Regions from separate parts of the Homo sapiens genome. Here region 2 is linked to region 1. The links are chromatin loops, found by intact Hi-C in ENCODE. Cell type or tissue: IMR-90. All regions are shown on one strand. Each heading gives the region's core, and the rest is flanking DNA. Links, peaks and the distances in the headings are about the cores only.

What was found. Hi-C counts contacts between places; a loop is a spot of excess contacts. Peaks named below come from ENCODE experiments on the same cell type or tissue, not always from the same donor. Only the 100,000 strongest peaks of a DNase experiment are listed, where the experiment ranks them.
Region 2: a loop joins it to region 1, with 3 times the contacts of the local background. A loop is called at or near these places in 2 of 110 quality-filtered maps.

What each region holds. Positions count from the first base shown.
Region 1 is chr14:79,008,555-79,013,944 of GRCh38, forward strand. All of the region lies in intron 15 of NRXN3 (neurexin 3), which reads left to right. Among named protein-coding and RNA genes, the nearest start is that of NRXN3-AS1, 64 kb to the right of the region's middle. In IMR-90, for the core only: a CTCF peak has its summit at 2,747 (motif pointing right); DNase peaks (open chromatin) are centred at 2,767 and 3,157.
Region 2 is chr14:79,582,750-79,588,139 of GRCh38, forward strand. The region is part of intron 16 of NRXN3 (neurexin 3); the gene reads left to right. Among named protein-coding and RNA genes, the nearest start is that of NRXN3-AS3, 47 kb to the right of the region's middle. In IMR-90, for the core only: a CTCF peak has its summit at 2,057 (motif pointing right); DNase peaks (open chromatin) are centred at 1,172 and 2,132; H3K27ac peaks cover 1,617 bases.

The DNA of each region.
Region 1 (5,390 bases), core at 135-5,134:
TCTCTCCCTGCAAAAAAAATAGTTGTGTACAAAATAAAATTCCTGGGGTTGACATTCAGATGACCCCAATGAATCTGATTTTTTTTCTTTTCTTTTTTTCTCTTTGCTTTTTTTTTTTTTTTTTGACAGAGTTTCGCTCTTTTGCCTAGGCAGGAGTGAAGTGATGTAATCTCAGCTTCCTGCAACCTCCACCCCTTGGGTTAAACTGATTCTCCTGCCTCAGCCTCCCGAGTAGCTGGGATTATAGGCGCCCACCACCACACCTGGCTAATTTTTGTATTTTTAGTAGAGATGGGGTTTCACCATCTTGGCCAGGCTGGTCTTGAACTCCTGACCTCATGATCCACCCGCCTTGGCCTCCCAAAGTGCTAGGATTAAAGACGTGAGCCACCACGCCTGGCCTGAATTTTTTTTCTGTTGCTCTTCAAGTTAGATGGTTTAAGTAATGATGTTTGCCGGGAAGAGATTTGAGGACCTAACCGTGAGATAGTCCTGCCCTGTTCAGGTCTCCCGTGTTTCCTCATTAGACCTTCCAGCTTATTACTGGAAAAGCATTCTTTTCTCCATGTTTTAAACACCTATTGAGTATGAATGTTTTAAGTGCTTATTAAATACTGGTTCATAACTCTTTGTAAGAGTTAGGGGAGAATCATCAATATCTGGAACAACACCATTCTTCATGATATTGGTTTTGAGAGCCACGTGGGCAGAGAAATAAATTCTAGAAAAAAAGAAATGGTAATCTGACATGCAGACTTGGATTATAAATATGGTCAAAGGTGTACTTAAAAACAAGATATTTTGCTTCTTGGTTAGCTTTACTGAGAATCCAGGGATCAAGTAAAATCATTGCCATTGGTACTGACGGTTGAGAGTCAGTGCGATGCTAAACCACAGGAACTCCTTACTTCTATGCATGATTAAATCCAGTTGTCAGGTTTGGGCAGAAGAGAGCCCTCCTTTTCCTCAAGTCTATAGGGAGGTGCTGTGGGGGAGTTTTCTCATTTTCCAGAATATACAGAGCAAGGATCATCCATCATAATCAGACAGGGGTATTTCATATCATCCATTTCCAGTGAGAACTGTGGTAAAATTCTGTCCTTTTTCCCATTTTTGGCTGCTGTGATTGAAACCCGTCTTATAAACAGAAAAGGGTAGTTTGAGTTATTTTAAAAAATAAGAATCCTTCAGTCTCTGTTGCCCATTTTCTCCTCTATGAATAATTTCTGCAGACAGGTGACCAGTTCAACCATCTCTCTCGGTTACAAATGCCTGTGGTTGGTCCACTTCCTTCAGCCTTGGAGTAAAATAAAGGCTTCTTTTGCAAGATCACGAAATAATTCAGCAAATACTGTGGGACTATAAGGTATTCCTGTGTTGTCACCTTTTCTTTTGAAGAATATAGAGAATATGCTTTTCTTCCTCTAATTCAAATACATAGATTCCTTATGCTTGTATAATGAAAGAATAAGGGCTCTGATACATACATATCATTGAACAACTATTATCAGTATTAGGCAATTTAGAAAACAAAAAATAAGACTTCAGAATTTATATCAGCTCCTTCAATACTTCATTTAGCTGGATCCATTTAAATATTTCATTTTTTAGCCTATGTTGTAGTAGATTGCTTGATTGGTCCAAGGTAGTCTCTAAATCCAATTAGAGAAAATGAAATTCAGGAAGCACATCACTGTAGATTTTGGTACAGTGACTTGAGTATATAATTGCCATCTCTTTCTATGTTAGCTCAGGGGTGGGTTTTGTGCCATAAACCAACCATCCAACCACCAGTCTACCCACCTACCCACCCAACTAACCATCATTTGGGCTATATCTATCTGCATATCATACATAATATCCTTGCAGGAATTAATCCAGCATCCATATGAGTGTAACTCATACCTAGGCTGATAACAAAATCTGAAAGGTTTTTCACTGAAATATATCAGGTGACTAAAGAATTTCACAACCCAAAAGAGGAGGGTATATCGATCCTAGTGGAATTCTATTTCATGGATTTTGTTCTGCCTTTATTGACACAGTTAGACATTAAAGAGAATAAGTATAATAACAAAATTTATAAGAAATGCTTATGGAATATTTTCTAATTTTAGCTACAATGATGGGTTGTTTATATTCTGTGGTTTGATTTTTATATCAATCTTTATGCAGCTATTATCATTACCCAAACAAGTAGATATTATTGCCCCTTTAATAACAGTGAAGGAAACTGGAATGTAAGAATTGAGGTAACTGGCCCACACACCACAAAGCGAGGAAGTAGGAAGCTGGAATTCACATCCAGGTTTGTCTGTTAGAAGCCCATCCCCTTGACCTTTCTGCCATATTATCTTTCCTTATGCTGTGGCACAAAAAAAGAATTGTGACCATACCATCTTCCCAGAGAGGGATTAGACAAAGTCCAGAGAACGTCTAGATGGTCAGGAACTCTAGTCATGGCGATGCTAGTTACTATAAGAGGATACTTGGCAAACAGCATTGCACCCAGATGGTGCGCAACCCACACGTCTCTATTTACGTAGAGGTCTCAAGTGTTTGTATTAACAGGTTTGGAGGATAATAAAAGGAGTTGTTGTTTGTTCTTTCTTTGTACGTCTGAAATTAATTTTTAGCATAAATTTAAAAGGGGAGTTTGTAAATTCACTAGACACTGAGAGACTGGAGATCCAAGCAAACATTTGTCTGTTGAGTTTAAAAAGATCTGGTGTAAAAGTGATTGTTTTCTATTTTGCCCACTAGGTGGCGCTTTGGTCTCACAGGTTCCTTTTAATGGGCTGGATTTCCCCGCCCCCCCACCTCCCCCCAACCCACCTCCCCCCAACCCCACCCCATACCTAGATGTTGGTCCAGGAAAAAAAAAAAAAAAAAACAATTCAAGACTGATTAAGAGGACTATGTCAGTTGAGTTTGTTCAGTTTGGGTTTTCTCTATCATTATCCATGTTGATAACAAAGATAATTAAACTTATTTGAAAATTTTGGACACTCCTTTTTCAACCTTCTTGCAATAAACTGTATTCACTTATTTTGGAAAAAAGCATCAATAAATGGAACTAGTGAGTTATCTTCTCAGCATGTCTCCACAGGCTACACTTACAACAGTCTTTCCTCCTACAGAGCGGGGCAAGTCATAGGAAGTGACTAAAACCATGTCATTTGGGTGTTCATATTAAGCACACTGGCTATGAGATCGCCCCGGAATGTATACACAGCCCAACATGTCATTTTCTTAACACCTTAACATCAGTGTGGACAAAAACAATAAGGAACAATGTTTTAAACATGTTTACATCAAAGAGGACTGGGGTCATAAGGAAGCAGTTCGATGGGAGAATAAATAACATTATTCCAAATTCAATAAAACTGATCAGTCATTCTACAAATGTACACTGATTTGACTCATTCCATTACCATGCAAGAATTTTATTTGTTGACTGTTGTGAAGACATTCCTGTCATCAAGAAGGAATTTTCTAAAATTATAACCTGAGATAGTAGTAAGTGATAGAAAAATTCACTAAATGGCTTTTCCATGAAATAATATTTATTTATACCTACTTCTGAATACCTACTATGTGCTGAGCAGGTGCAGGGTGATGTGAAACATATATTAAATCCCTTAAGGAGCCTACAGACAAAGATTAAGAGATGGCTGAAAGATAGTGTATCCAAGGTCACGTTGGCACAGATTACTGAAGTGAGTGGGGTGGCCTGGAAGAACATTAAGTGGACATTTAAGATGGAACAGCTAATAAGACAAAGGTAAAATGAGTCTAGAAGAATGACTAGACTGAGAAGAGAGGAAAGGAAAGAGGCAGAAATAGTAGAATGTAGAAAAGCTTTAGGCCCATGGTGATTATGGAGAATTGCAGAAGTCCAGTAATCTAGAGCATAATAATGCATATGTGGAAAGAGTGGGAAATTGGGGCCATAGGTAGAAGCCAGAATCAGGGACTTTGAGTACTAAATTGAGCATGATCTATTTTCTAGAAGGTATAGGAGAGACTTTGAAGAAGGCTGTCACTTGCTCCCCACGTAACCCTCTAAGAAGGCATGCCATTCACTTCCACTTTCCAGAAGACACAGGTGTGTTTCCCCAGAAGACCATCTGGATCCAGAATCTGTGCAGACTGACCATCTATCATGGTCTTTCCTTGTGGGAATTTTAAGTCTTGACTTTCCTTCTGGAGCTTTCCATGCGACCGAGGAAGTGATTATACAATAGCAGATGAGATCCTTGGTATAATTAAGGATTGCTTGTCACTTTCAACATTTCCCCCCATCAAACCGTGGACAGAGAGGCCTTGGAAGGGTTTAGTTCTGCTACCATACTCATTTAACCCTGCTAAGCATATTTTCTTCAGCATTTTGCAAGCAGAAATTTATAGTAATGTTTTTTGACACTAACTCTGAGTCCTGCATTCTCTGCCTGACTTGCTGTATTTGAAGGTGGTAGCGAAACACATGGTGTATGTGTATGTATGAAGTAGGAGGCATGGTGGTACAGATTTAGCTATGGGACTTTTCAGCTTTGCCTGTATGAAATTCATTTACTAAGTATATGTAAGTGAAATTCCAGCAATTCAGAAAGGGTTCTGGAATTGCTTAAAGCCCATCACTGCTTGTGAATTCTTCCCACATTAAAATGTTATCTTACAGAAGGTCAAAATGTCTTTCCTGCATGAATATAATAATGACTTACACCTTAGACTGTAACCATTGTGAATTTATTCTATGTGTATCTATCTCTGGTTTTCTTTGTTGGAGTGGCAAGATTTAAAGCAGGCCAATTTTATGCCTCATTCTATGTGCACCAAAACTACTTACATGATATTGGTTTTCAGTGCCTGCTACAACAAAAACAATATCCCAGTAACAGCCCACTTTACTTTCTGTGGGTAGACAATGCCCTCACAGGGGTTATTAACTTCTCCCAGAGAAGCTTTTGTCTTTGCAATCCTGAATGCATTTCTCTTCATATTAGATTTTACCAGTCACCTTGTTGATTATGAAATGCTAAGTCAGGGTCTTTATTAGACTGACTTTGCTTTCCCTTTAATAATTCAGGTAATTATTATATTTACAGAATTTGCCTATTTTTTGAAATCAACACTTTGTTAATCACCAGACCCATGACAATCTATAAGTAGCCACTTTACGTGGCTTATAGATCTAAAGTGAATGTTGGTTTTCACACATTCATTCATAACTATTATTTTTACTGATATATTAGGCAAAATATAAGATTCATTTATGAGTTTGTTCATCAGCTAGTTATAAAATTCCTGTTGCATGGTAAGTGCTGTCTGTATTGGGCAACAGAGATAAAATGGGAAACAAAACAAAAATCTTCCCTACTGTCATGGGG
Region 2 (5,390 bases), core at 157-5,156, 570 kb after region 1:
CTAAAGGAATGAAGAAATAAGTGAAAGAATGAAGGAATAAATACATAACAACATTATGTATAACACAGATGAGTGTAATGATTCAGCAAAACTTCATTATAATCTCTTCAGGGCACCTCCTGGAAACCTGAGAAATAAAACTGTTTTATTACTGGTACTTGCCTTTCTCGAAAACTGATAGTAAACGTCCTGACAAGTTAGTCTTAGGTATCTTTCCTTCAGTTCAATAGCAAATGCTGTTTAAAAGCAAATACACAGCATTTATAGAATGTTTTTGCCTCTTCATTATATTTTACTACATAAAAATCTAAAACACACAAAAAAGTAAAACACAAAAACAGTCTAAAGTGTGACACTGATTTCAGTACAATACATCTAGAGGGAATAATTTTTCTCTAAATTCCCAGGTGGCTAAAAAGAGGGCTCTGTGGATAGATGTGGAAAGCGTGAGACAGATGCTTCTCTGAGCCTCGGGTTTCTCATCTTAAAATAGAGATAATTACAGTACCTACCTCACAAGGTTGTGGGGATTTGTTGGGAGGATCTAAGTAAAGCCCTTAAGACACTGCCTGGGTATAAAGCAGCTATGTAGCTTCTAGTGTCTTAACATTGCTAAGAAAAGAAACACACTTGCCCCCTTTTTGCAGAAGTAAGCTCCTTTAGTGATTTTCATCTCATTTTCTTCTATACTTTTTTTTTATATTTGTTGTGAGCACGATCTTCTCTTTTTTAATAAATTCATATTTTTCAATTATTTTTATTATTAAGGTAAGAAGTGTGCTTTTGTTGGTGGAGGAAGAAGGAAGCCCCTACATGCATAGCAACGTCCATGGGAATGAATCACTGTTCCCTTCTTTTCTATGAACTTAAGATTATACTCAAGCCACTCCAGAAAATGACCATGCAGTCACTGTAAGCAATTCCTCTAAAATTATTAAAAACTGTTTATGTTTGGAGAAAGGCAGCCCCTCTTGCAGTGATAATGACTGCTATATGAGAGGATTAAGCTGATTACATCTTTGGAATACTGAGATTGTGCAAAATAGAGGGAACGATGAACTCTCCACATAAGCTAAGGAATTCAGCAAAAGGATGAATCAACAGGAGAGAGAGAATATGAAGCCTCTATTTGGAAACTGAACACGTAGCCTCCCAGATAAAAGTGAGAAAGATTTTGAGTAATATCTGAAGTCATGTAGCTGAGAAGTTCCATCTACACTTGAGAATAAAAACAAACAAACATACTCTAGGCGATGTCTATGCCAGTTCCATGAAGTCATCATAGACTTGCAATCAATTGCTTGGGAAAATAGATTTTAAAGTTGAATTTCTGGCTATTACTAGGATAATTTTTTCTCCTGGACATTTTATGTATTTATGTATCTACTTTGGTCAGGGTGACAAATGGTATGTGGTATGCAGAGCTTAACTACTACTCCTAGCCCCCAGGCCCCATAATCTTTTAGTGGATTCAGCCAAGCAGAAATGTATGTTGAATAAAACCATGTCCAGGGGGTGAGCAGAAAGAAATGCATTTGAGGAAAGGATATTATGTCAATCCCAAACTCGATGAAATGTTCTAAGAGTATCCCAGAGATTGGTTCTATGAATCTAGTGAAACACAGAATACCCTACTCTTCACAGATGGGTGTTTATTTGCATGAGTCCATAGGCATGTGAGCTTTTGTTCCTTAGCTGGAGGATTAGAGGGAAGAAATGACATAGGTGATTAGGGATGGGGGAGAGCTGGGATGAATATGGAGAAAGGTTAGAGAATGCAGGCGGAAGTTGATGGCAGCAATTTGACTTAGAACCTTATGGGACTTGGGACACACGCACTGTAACCTTGAGACCTAGATAACAGTGTTTTATACAGATTCGGAGAATAGATTATTTCTCCCACAACCCAGCTACTGCTATGGGTACAGCTTTAGTGCTCTGCGGGCTCAGCTGACCACCTGAAGGTGACTGGCTGGCTTGGAGTGACAATAGAAGAGCCTATAGCACTTGTAAGAGCAGGGTCCTCACTGAGATTGTGCACAGCAGAGGGAGCCATGAACTCCCTGCATGAGCTAAGGAATTCAGCAAAAGCATGAATCAGCAGGAGAGAGAGAATATGAAGCCTCTATTCGATTAATGAACATGTGGCCTCCCAAACAAAAGTGGGAAAGATTTTGAGTCATAGCTGAAGTCATCATGTAGCTGGGATATTCTATAAACATTTGAGAATAAAAACAAGCACAGCAACCAATGTCCTTTCTGTTCTAATTAGGACTAACTTTTGAGTGCTAGAGACTAGAGGGCAGGCATAGCCCTCTATGGAGATGGGCCGTTCAAGTTTTAATAAATGTGTTGCATTTGTCATCTTAGTATGGCATGACAAATGATCTATTTTATATTAGGAGCTGCCCAAAGATGTTGGGTTAATTTTAGTCAAAGTGATTTTATGCCCACAACATCTGGATGAGTTTGGTCAAAGGAAAGAAGTTTAGTAGACTCATAACCAGAAAGATCTTTGTCTTCACCTGGCCTGCCAGACTTCTGAGGGAGTAATCATGCCCAATATAGTAACTGGAAGGACATGCCACTTGTTTGGAAGGATAGAGGCATAGCCTGAGAAGATAAAGGTGAAATCTCTGAAAACTTTGATAAAGAGGCTGGGCACGGTGGCTCATACCTGTAAACCCAGCACTTTGGGAGGCCAGGGCAGGCAGATCACTAGGTCAAGAGATTGAGACCATCCTGGCCAACATGGTGAAACCCCATCTCTACTAAAAATACAAAAATTAGCTGGGTGTGGTGGTGTGTGCCTGTAGTCCCAGCTACTCAGGACGCTGAGGCAGGAGAATCGCCTGAACCCGGGAGGCGGAGGTTGCAGTGAGCGGAGATTGTGCCACTGCACTCCAGCCTGGCGACAGAGCGAGACTCCATCTTAAAAAAAAAACAAAAAAAAAAAAAACCAACTTTGATAAATAAAATATAACTCTAACTCTAGATAGGGACCGAATGGGGGTATAATGTTTGTTTAAGTTTTTGGGAGACACTTGATAACACAACCTGGATATGGTGGAGAGCATTCACATTCCTTTTCAGTAGTAGCCTCTTAACGATGAGGTATGGATGAACAGCAAATTGCTGCTGACTTATTAATTACCATGCCCACACCACTGATTTCCCTATGTCTTACCTGTGCACACACATTGGCTTTACAGCATACGAACGCCAAGTTTGTGGCGTAGCATATGGTGCTCCCTCAAATAAGCACAACTGTCTGCCTCTCTGCTTATCTAATCATAGCAACAGAAAAATTGACTTTTCAGTTTTCTTTTCCCCAGGCCCTGGGAGATGCATATGCCAAATACTTGGCATTCTTTGTAACAGAGTCAATCATAATTAGGATTCCAAATTAAAGTACACTGCCAGCCAGGGCATGTGGTATTTTATATTATTTGTTTGAACAAATGTATTATAACTTGAAAATGGCAAAGTAAAAGAATTAAGTAAAGCTCACACTTTTTATATGTAATCATCTTGCGGAGTTTTATTTTATCAGAATGTTAGATGAAATCAGAAAGCAAAGAATGTAAAATAGAAAAATGTATCTGAAACTTTATTCTTTTAAGTAACAGGTTTGGTTTTTTGTTTTTGTTTTCTTTATTTTCATTTTGTTTGGTTTTTGAAATGCTCATTGTAGAATGTTGAATATGGTCAGATGTTGGGTGTGAAGTTTATTAGAAATTAACCCTGAAAAAGTATGGTATAGTCATTCAGTTGCCTTTTCCAGTGGAGTCTGATTTGGCCTGGCGGGTGTAGTGAAACATTAACTACACCCGCCTCAGCCACCCAAAGTGCTGGGATCACAGGCGTGAGCCACCGCGCCAGGCCCTAAAGCACATCTTGATTGTAGGTTGAGGGTGCAGTGCCAACAAATTCTACTTTCATGGCTCTTGAAATTCTGTGAACATTTAAGAGCCACTTTGACACAGCCATTTCTTGTTTTTTGAGAGAGGGTATTATTGAAATTCTTTTTAATCCAAGATTTTTGTGACAATTTCATTCATTCCTACTTTCTTTACACCAGTAGTAGCTATTCATATTCATTCTTCTATTTTCTTTGCATGATTAACTGGCATATACTAGTTCTTCACATTATTAGCCTAATAATAGTAGTTACAGGCTATAATAGGCTATTAATTCATTATCATCTCCTGACTCAAGTGAATCTGCTGGTAACTGAGAGCTCCTACTCTTGTCAATGGCTTTGATCCCACTGATGACCATTTTAGTGCTATTCCCTTCTCACCATGGTTGAGCCTTTTCTACATATTCCTCTCAGAATGGTTGTGCCAGACTTTCACGGGGAGCCATTTTTAAAGCTATCCTCACTACAGAATATGGCAGCATTTCGTTGGCAGTAAAATCAGTTAAACTGCATATAGAATGCTTTAGTTTCTTCTGAATAAAATGTGTTACACAAACTGAAGTCACTGCTCTTTTTAAAAACCAAAGCAGAATAAACCGTTTTGTAAGATAATTTTGCCACTATAAATATAGTTTCCTTTGGCTTCTTCTTGGAAAGATTTTATTTCAGCTTGCACTGTGAGATCTTTGTCGTTTTCACCACACATTTCCGTCAAGGAAGCCCTTGGATGACTGCCATGATTTGCCTCTGCTGGACGCTTCCTTCAAGGGCTGTCAACACCTCTCTTAATTGTCTGGCTTAAACATCAGGCGAGCAATGTGTTAAAGTTAGATGGCAAATATACTTAAGACAAATATGTAAATTTTTACTCTTTCAAATATGCATTCAACTGGTGTGTATAGATTTCAGAACAAAAGCCAGAGAGAGAGCAAGAAAGAGGGAGGAGAGAGAAATCTATATGTATAAATAGAAAAGCCAAGGTAGAAATGCTGTGTGTGTAAATACCCAATTTCTGGATTAAGACGTATCACAAATACATATGATCAATACTTATGTACATGCAAGTGTACTGCCTTTCCAAACACCAGCAAATCTTGGTGAGCAGAAATCAGTAGACTGTCCATAGTGGGATCTAGAATTTGAATGGAAACGGTCTTCAATTTTAAATATTCATCTGTTTTCATTTGTAGATATGACACTCACTTTAAGAGGTGATCTGAGTTCAAATTCCCTAAATTATATTTGCATTTGACTTATTACACATATTGTTAGTTGTCCCTTGAATTCCAGTTTCTCTTTGAGTAAGTTCTTAGAAGATATATGTAGCTAGGTGACTTATAGTCACCTCTTAGTCATTCTCAAATATGATTATAGGCTATTTCAGATTCATTTCAGGAAAATGTCATGTGTCAAGGTGTCAATTCTGAGCAATTTTTACATTTTGCCAATTCTATTATAGAAGTGGCTC